Regions from separate parts of the Homo sapiens genome. Here region 1 is linked to region 2. The links are chromatin contacts, found by Hi-C or POLR2A ChIA-PET in ENCODE. All regions are on one chromosome and are shown on one strand. The core of a region is the stretch at or near the end of the contact, and the rest is flanking DNA. Distances in the headings are between cores, read along the strand shown.

Region 1 (3,909 bases), core at 1,358-3,857, 190 kb after region 2:
GAGAAGGCAACCTGGAACGGGCTCGGGTGGATTGGTGTTTGAACCTTATCCACCAGCCATGCCTCTCTAGGCCTCAGTTTCCTCCTCTGCACAATGGAGATAATCATATCTACCTCTAGGAGAATTCTAGCCGGTGCTGCACATGTAAAGTGCCTGCAGAGTGCTTGGCATATAAGAATTGGCCAAGAACTGGCAGCCAGGAGCATCACTACTAAACACAAAGCCAAACAGCAAATGATGTCTGAGCGCCAGTGCCCTGCAGGAAGGACCGGCTGCATCTCTGTAGTTGGGAAGTTTCTGGCCCACATGGGTGTAGGGCAGGATTGGCTAGGGGTGCAACAGCTGCCAGGCAGACTGCCCCCAGGATTCTCCCCAAGGGGTGTCCACTAATAAGATAAACTGCCTCGCACCATCAGCGAGGACTCCAAAGACCTCAGAGCCACCCTGGAGAGCAGGGATTGTTGGCGCCATTTTACAGATGAGGAACTGGAGATAAGGAGGTGGAATGACTTTTCAAGCTGACATGGGCAGGAAATGGCATAATCAATTCTAATCTGGATCTCCCAACCTGACTTCATGTCCTCTCCACAGACTCACAGGAGCAAGCTGCCCCACTCCTCACGACCCGGTGCCTCCCTTCTGTGCGTCCCTTTTGGAGGGAGGCAGCCAGAAGAGGGCGTGGCGTGGGTGCCAGGGTGCTGCGGGCTCACAGTTCCTGTGTGATCTGTGTCACCTGAGCTGCAGTTTACTCGTCTGTGAAATGAGACTCATAATGCCTACTGCACTGGTTTACCGGGACATTTAATGAGGAAATATGCATGAAAGGACCTTGAAGTTTTGTGATGAGCTGTACAAATATCAGTTATGGTTATTATAATTTTTTTAGAAAAACACCCTCTGGGCTGGGCGCAGTGGCTCACGCCTGTAATCTCAGCACTTTGGGAAGTCAAGACAGGCGGATCACTTGAGCTCAGGAGTTCAAGACCAGCCTGGCCAACATGATGAAACCCTGTCTCTACTGAAAAAAAAAAAAAAATACAAAATTAGCCGGGCATGGTGGCTTGCACCTGTAATCCCAGATACTTGGGAGGCTGAGGCAGGATAACTGCTTGAACCTGGGAGGCAGAGGTTGCAGTGAGCTGAGATCGTGCCACTGCAACCACTCCAGCCTGGGCAACAGAGTGAGACTCCGTCTCAAAGACAAACAAAAAACAAAAGAGAGAGAGAGAAACACCCTCTGTGAGAAAAAAGATAGGAAACTCATCCACCTAAAGGTGGGTTCTTCTCACAGAACCCTTCACCACAGAACCTAGAGGATCAAGATCAAATTTTCTTGTGTGGCATTCAAGGCTTTGACAGCTCCCATAACCCCATCTCTACCCCTTCTCACATCCCTTTTTGCTCCAGCCCATCTGGGCTACTTGGTATGGTCTAAGCTCAACAGCCTCACCTGTGTCCAGGCCACGGCCAGGCAATAGCCCTGCCAGAGTGTCTGTCCCAGCCCTGTTCACCAGCTGATCCCGTACACCCTTCTCCTGAAGTCTTCCTTGGCCCTCCCTGGATGAGGAGCTCCTCCGCTGAGTTCCCGGATAGCTTCTCTGAGCTTCTCTCCCTCCGAGCCAGGCATCCTACTACCTAGCATCATTTTCTCATCTGCCTCCCAATGCTACAGTGAATTCTTTCAGGACGAGAACCAAGCACTATACCCTCCAGCCCACCCAAGGCTGGGCCCAGCATCTGCTCAGGAAATGTGTGTGAGGGGTGAACAAATGAATGAATAACTGAGTGTTCCCAGTATGGATGGAATCTGAGCCTTAAGCAAAGGCAAGGAATGCTAACGGTGGTATGAGAATTCGGTAGCAGACAGTGCTCCAGCATTTAAATTCAGCTCAATCCCTGGGATTATGTCTAGATCTGATGGCATCATCTTCTTCCCCCATCTGAACCCTTGACAAGAAGGAACAGAAAATATACCACCCATGCCTGTCAGGACCCCCACAGGCCATGGCAGAGGCATTTGTCAAATACCTGAGTCCCGCTGGTCCAGGGTCATGGAGTTCCACCTCCGTGTGATGTCAATGTAGAGGATGTCCACGGCAGCCATGGACAGGCTGCTGCTGCTGAGTTTGCAGCTCCTGCCAACAATGGGAAGTGACATGTCACTGCCAGCCTGAAACCTGTCCTGTCTATCTCTCCTCCACTCCTGTTAGGGACTGAATGTTTGTCCTCCCCAAATCCATAGGTTGAAATCCTATCCCTCCAATGTGATGGTGTTAGGAGGTGGGGCCTCTGACAGGTGATTAGGTCGTGAGGGTGGAGCCCTTGGGAATGGGAATAGTGCTCTTCTAGGAAGAGACACTAGAGAGCCTGCCTCCTCTCTACTCTCCACCATGTGAACATAGAAGAAGGCAGCCGTCTGCAAACCAGGAATTGGGTCCTCACCAGACATCAGATCTACCAGCACCTTGATCTTGGTCTTCCCAGCCTCCAGAACCATGAGAAGTAAATGTTTGTTGTTTAAGCCACTGAGGCTGTGGCATTTTTGTTCTAGCAGCCTGAACCGACTGACATTGTTTTTGTTTGGATTGTGTTCTGGGTCTGGAATGTCCTCCCTTACCACAGCTGGAACTACCGCAGGGTGACTGGCATGGAGCCATGGTAGAGAAGGCAGTGATGTAAGTGAGGTTAGATCCTCAGGTTCCTGTAAGTTCAGCCATTTGGTTAGTTATGGGTCTAACAGGCTGGAAAGAGCAAGAACTTTAGAAAAGCAAGGCAAGTGTTTTTTTTTTTTTTTTTGGATACAGAGTCTTGCTCTGTCATCCAGGCTGGAGTGCAGTATTGTAATCTCGGCTCACTGCAACCTCTGCCTCCTGGGTTCAAGCAGTTCTCCCTACGTCTGTCCCCTGAGTAGCTGGGATTACAGGTACCCAGCTAATTTTTATATTTTTAGTAGAGACGGAGTTTCACCATGTTGGCCAGGCTGGTCTTGAACTCCTGATCTCAGGTGATCCGCCCGCCTCGGCCTCCCCAAGTGCTGGGATTACAGGCGTGAGCCACTGTGCCTGGCCAGGAGAGCAAGTCTTGAGTTGTAGCCTGGCTCTGCCACTTGGAAGCTGCATGGCCCTGGTTAAAACATTTCACCTTTCTGAGTCTCGGTGTCCTCATCTATAAAACAGGTGGTCTTTATTATAGTCATTGTGTGTCAGCCTGACCTTGCACAGCAATGTGGGTCCCTGCTTGCTCTAAAAGAGAACAAACTCCACATGTCAAGAAATACCACCAGCAACGTGTCCTCATCTTCCTATCTCTTAGTCTCCAGAAGGAGGAGGGGAAGCTAGGCCCTCGGCACTGCCCTCTCCTGGAGTGTCCAGGCAGCTGACGGTGTCATGCTCAGATGACCCAAGGATGACAGCATGTCAACAGTACAGGCTGAAGCCATCACTACTGTCCAGAAGCAATTTCCCACTGGAAATGCTCACCAGATGAGTCCCTGAGGACAAATCTATGGACAAGGGCTCAAGGCTTCTGTACTTTACCCATCTCAATCTGTCACCTGAAGATTCTACATAAGCCCTGAATCAGCCACACTAAGCCCCAGATTTATAAAGCAGAACAGCACAGGCTGGGTCCTTGCTGCTCTGTGTGGGCTGACACAGAATTGCTGGGGAGGTTCCTTGTTCCTGACTTTAGGGGAGTCACCTGGAATTGACAGGAGGATTGTGGGGGACGGGCCTCTGAGCTTTGGATGCTCCACTTGTTTAGGTGCAGGGAGGCCACAGTAACCAGGTTTTCAGTCTGATGTCAGCATTGGTGCTCCCTGTCCATGCCACAGCAGGGGTGTTTAGAATCCTCCTACCCCTCCCCAGCTTTTTTTTTTTTTGGTCTGGAAATGTGGAGGGGAGGGCAGTC
Region 2 (4,055 bases), core at 80-2,579:
TGGGCTAAAATCAAGGTGTCAGCAGGGCTGTATTCCTTCTTGAGGCTCTGGAGAAGAATCCATTTCCTTGCTTTTGCCAGCTTCTGGAAGTTGCCTGGTTCCTTGTCTCATAGCCCCATGTCACTCCCACCTCTGCTTCCATCATCGCATTGCTTTCTCTGACCTGCCTATCTCCTTCTTGTAAAGACCCTTGTGATTATTTTAGGCCCACCCAGGTAATCCAAGATAATCTCCTCATCTCGACATCCTTAAATTAATCACATCTGCAAAGTCCCTTTTGCCATAGAAGGTGACATATCACAGGTTCTAGGGATTAGGACGCATGGTTCCTTGGGGAACATTATTGTGCGTAGCACAGGTGGGTAAGGTTTAGTAACCTCCAAGCAACACCTCTCCTCCCTGTCCCAGAGAGGCGTGCCTAAAGGCTGAGCTAGAAAAAGTGTGCAGTGGTATGTTCTCAATCATAAGTGAGAGTTGAACAATGAGAACATGTGGACACAGGGAGGGGAAGATCACAGGGAGGGGAAGATCACACGCCGGGGCCTGTCGGCGGGTTGGGGGGCCAGGGGAGGGAGAGCATGAGGACAAATACCTAATGCATGTGGGGCTTAAAACCTAGACGACAGGTTGATGGGTGCAGCAAACCACCATGTCACATGTATACCTATGTAACAAACCTGCACGTTCTGCACATGTATCCCAGAACTAAAAGTAAAATTAAAAAGAAAAAGTGTGCAGTGGGAGCCAGGAGAGCTGCCAATTTATCAATGCATTATTTTAGCAAACTCTTTATTTGGCTTCATCCCCTATCCCCAGCCCCAACACACACACACACACACACACACACACACACACACACACACACACACAACACTCTTAAATAGACGTACACAGAGGCATAAGCTGGACAGCTCTTCGTCTGGAAAGTTCTAACAATCTGAAGATTCCATGACTTGTTGCATGGTGTGTTTTGTTTGTTTTCGAGACAGAGTCTTGCTCTGTCACCCAGGCTGGAGTGCAGTGGTGCCATCTTGGCTCACTGCAACCTCTGCCTCCCGGGTTCAAGCAATTTTCCTGCCTCAGCCTCCTGAGTAGCTGGGATTACAGGTGTGCACCACCACGCCTGACTAACTTTTTGTCTTTTTAGTAGAGACCAGGTTTTGCCATGTTGGCCAGGCTGGTCTCGAACCCCTGACCTCAAATGATCCACCCACCTTGGCCTCCCAAAGTGCTGGGGAAAAGCACTTTGGGGTAAATTACAGGCGTGAGCCACCACGCCTGGCCTGCATGGTGTTTTTTACCTTTGGCTTCCTGCTCAGTTCACCTGGCCCCTCCCTCGGGGAGCACTAGCCAGTTCACTTTCCACGTGGGAGCTATGTTTCCCCACCCACAGGTATGTTCCTGATTCCTGATCTTTGGACTTCTCTGATCCACTTTTTCTTTCTTTCTTTTTCTTTTTTTTAGACAGAGTTTCACTCTTGTTGCCCAGGCTGGAGAGCAGTGGCGGGATCTCAGCTCACTGCAACCTCTGCCTGCCAGGTTCAAATGATTCTCCTGCCTCAGCCTCCTGAGTAGTTGGGATTACAGTTGTGCGTCACCACACCCAGCTAATTTTTCATCTTTTTTTTTTTAATACAGATGGAGTTTTGCCATGTTGGCCAGGCTGGTCTTGAACTCCTGACCTCAAGTGATCTGCCCACCTCGGCCTCCCAAAGTGTTGGGATTACAGGCGTGAGCCACCACGCCCAGCCAGATCCACTTTTTCTAACTGGCCATTTGTATTAGTCTGTTTTCACGCTGCTGATAAAGACATACCCAAGACTGGGAAGAAAAAGAGGTGTAATTGGATTTACGGTTCCATGTGGCTGGGGAGGACTCAGAATCATGGCGGGAGGTGAAAGGCACTTCTTACATGGTGGTGGAAAGAGAAAATGAGAGAGATGCAAAACCAGAAACCCCTGATAAACCCATCAGACCTCATGAGACTTATTCACTACCACCAGAACGCTATGGGGAAACCGCCCCCATGATCTAAATTATCTCCCACCGGGTTCCTCCCACAACATGTGCGAATTATGGGAGTACAATTCAAGATGACATTTGAGTGGGAACACAGAGCCAAACCATATCACCATTTGAGCTGTTGTTGATTTTTTTTTTTTTTTGAGATGGAGTCTTGCTTTGTCGCTAGGCTGTAGTGCAGTGGCACGATCTCCACTCACTGCAACCTCTGCCTCCCGGGTTCAAGTGGCACGATCTCCACTCACTGCAACCTCTGCCTCCCGGGTTCAAGTGATTCTCCTGCCTCAGCCTCCCAAGTGGCTAGGATGACACGCATGCATTACCACACCTGGCTAAATTTTTAACTTTTCTTAGAGATGGTGGTCTCGCTGTGTTACCCAGGCTGGTCTTGAACTCCTGGCCTCAAGCAGCCTTCCTGCCTCGGCCTCCCAAAGTGCTGGGATTACAGGTGTGAGCCACTGCACCCAGGCTGTTGTGGATTTTAATTTGTTTTGTTTTGTTTTCTGATTTTGTATTTTCTCTTCCTTCTATTCTTTTCTCTTCAGATGTATTCATCGAGTACAATTTGTGCTGAGTCATATCACCTATTTATATTTTAATTTTACTATTAGTTTTGGGAAGTCTTAATTATTTTTCATTCAGGAAATTGTACAGTCATCTGTTTCCATTCATAGCCCGTCCCCTTCTCCAAAGAGAACGTCTGATAACAAGTTTTTGGCTACTGTGTAATATGATATTTTTCTATGTAAGTGCATGCACATGTAAACAAAGTAAAACATCATATTAATCACATAGACAGCAAGTGTATTTCAGCTTAAAGGGTCCATAGTAAGCCTTACTTTTTTTTTTTTTTTTTTTTTTTTTGGAGACAGAGCCTTGCTTTGTCACCCAGGCTGGAGTTCAGTGGTGGGATCTTGGCTCACTGCAACCTCCACCTCCCAGGTTCAAGCAATTCTCGTGCGTCAGCCTCCCAAGTAGCTAGGTTTACAGGCATCCACCACCATGCCCAGCTAATTTTTGTATTTTTAGTAGAGACAGGGTTTTGCCATGCTGGCCAGGCTGAGTGTTGGCCAGGCTGATCTCGAACTCCTGGCCTCAAGCAATCCGCCCACCTTGGCCTCCCAAAGTGCTGGGATTACAGGCGTGAGCTACCGCGCCCAGCCAGCCTTACTTTTTATTTTGAAATAATTATAGATTGACAAGCAATTGCAAAACCAGTACAGAGAAGTCCCAAGAACCCAGTTTTCTCTGATGGTTGCATCTTACATAACTATAGGACGGATCCTCCAGCTGCAGTTGCCCTCTAGCCAAAGACCCACCAAGAGTACACCTCTAGTTGAATAAGTTGCATTTATTACTCATTGCAGTGAGGGAGAGCACGCACCATGGGGCATCTCAGAAAGTGTGTGTTAGGAAGAACCTAGTATAGGATTTGGGTTTTGGTTGGGTGACTTGGGGGAGGTCGAAGGGAGTGGGATTCACACTAGATGAATTGCATCTGCTGTCAGAAGGCAGAGGCAAGTCTATAACTGTGTAGCTTGAGTCCTATCTCTAGGGAGAGGAGGCTGGCATTGGGGGCTAAAGCTGTGACTGGTAAAGTAGCAGCAGTCACTGCTTTCAGCCAAGAGAGGGTGATGATTGGTATTTTGTGGGTGGCACAGTGACCTTGTCTTTATGGGTTACTTCAACAAAAATTAGGTAGTGACCTTGTTTTGTCTCACTTCATCATGGCCTCAGAGTAACCTTGTCTGAGGTTGTGTCTTTTGCGATTATGTCTAAAAGGAGAATAACGTGGTATAGCCGTGAATGCCAAGCCAGCTTCCCGATGTCAGGGGCTTTTATTCCAGATCTTTCGTGTACATTGGTACCATGCCTGCGTATAGTTCTCTGCCATTTCATCATGTATGTAGATTTGAGTAACCACCACTGCAATCAGCATCCAGGACTATTCCATCACCACGAAGATGTCGCTTGTGCTCCCCCTTTAACATCACATCCACCTGCCTGCCCCACCACCATCCCTAACCCCTGGC

Evidence for each region. Hi-C counts contacts between places; a loop is a spot of excess contacts on that map. ChIA-PET counts read pairs that join two places held with the same protein, here RNA polymerase II (POLR2A).
Region 1: a loop to region 2 is called in a map of endothelial cell of hepatic sinusoid, with 2.4 times the contacts of the local background. The contact joins two enhancer-like sites. A Hi-C loop is called at or near these places in 1 of 168 maps with a recorded cell type or tissue (endothelial cell of hepatic sinusoid). POLR2A ChIA-PET finds 5 or more read pairs at or near these places in 1 of 52 experiments (endothelial cell of umbilical vein).

What each region holds. Positions count from the first base shown.
Region 1 is chr9:121,858,309-121,862,217 of GRCh38, forward strand. It overlaps TTLL11 (tubulin tyrosine ligase like 11), which reads right to left. Exons shown (of 9, transcript NM_001139442.2): 8 at 2,029-2,135. Among named protein-coding and RNA genes, the nearest start is that of DAB2IP, 210 kb to the left of the region's middle. Within about 2 kb of position 2,608, at least 7 of the 41 ENCODE cell types and tissues checked have a DNase peak (open chromatin) inside an H3K27ac peak, as active enhancers do.
Region 2 is chr9:121,666,047-121,670,101 of GRCh38, forward strand. The region is part of intron 1 of DAB2IP (DAB2 interacting protein); the gene reads left to right. Among named protein-coding and RNA genes, the nearest start is that of DAB2IP, 16 kb to the left of the region's middle. Within about 2 kb of position 1,330, at least 4 of the 41 ENCODE cell types and tissues checked have a DNase peak (open chromatin) inside an H3K27ac peak, as active enhancers do.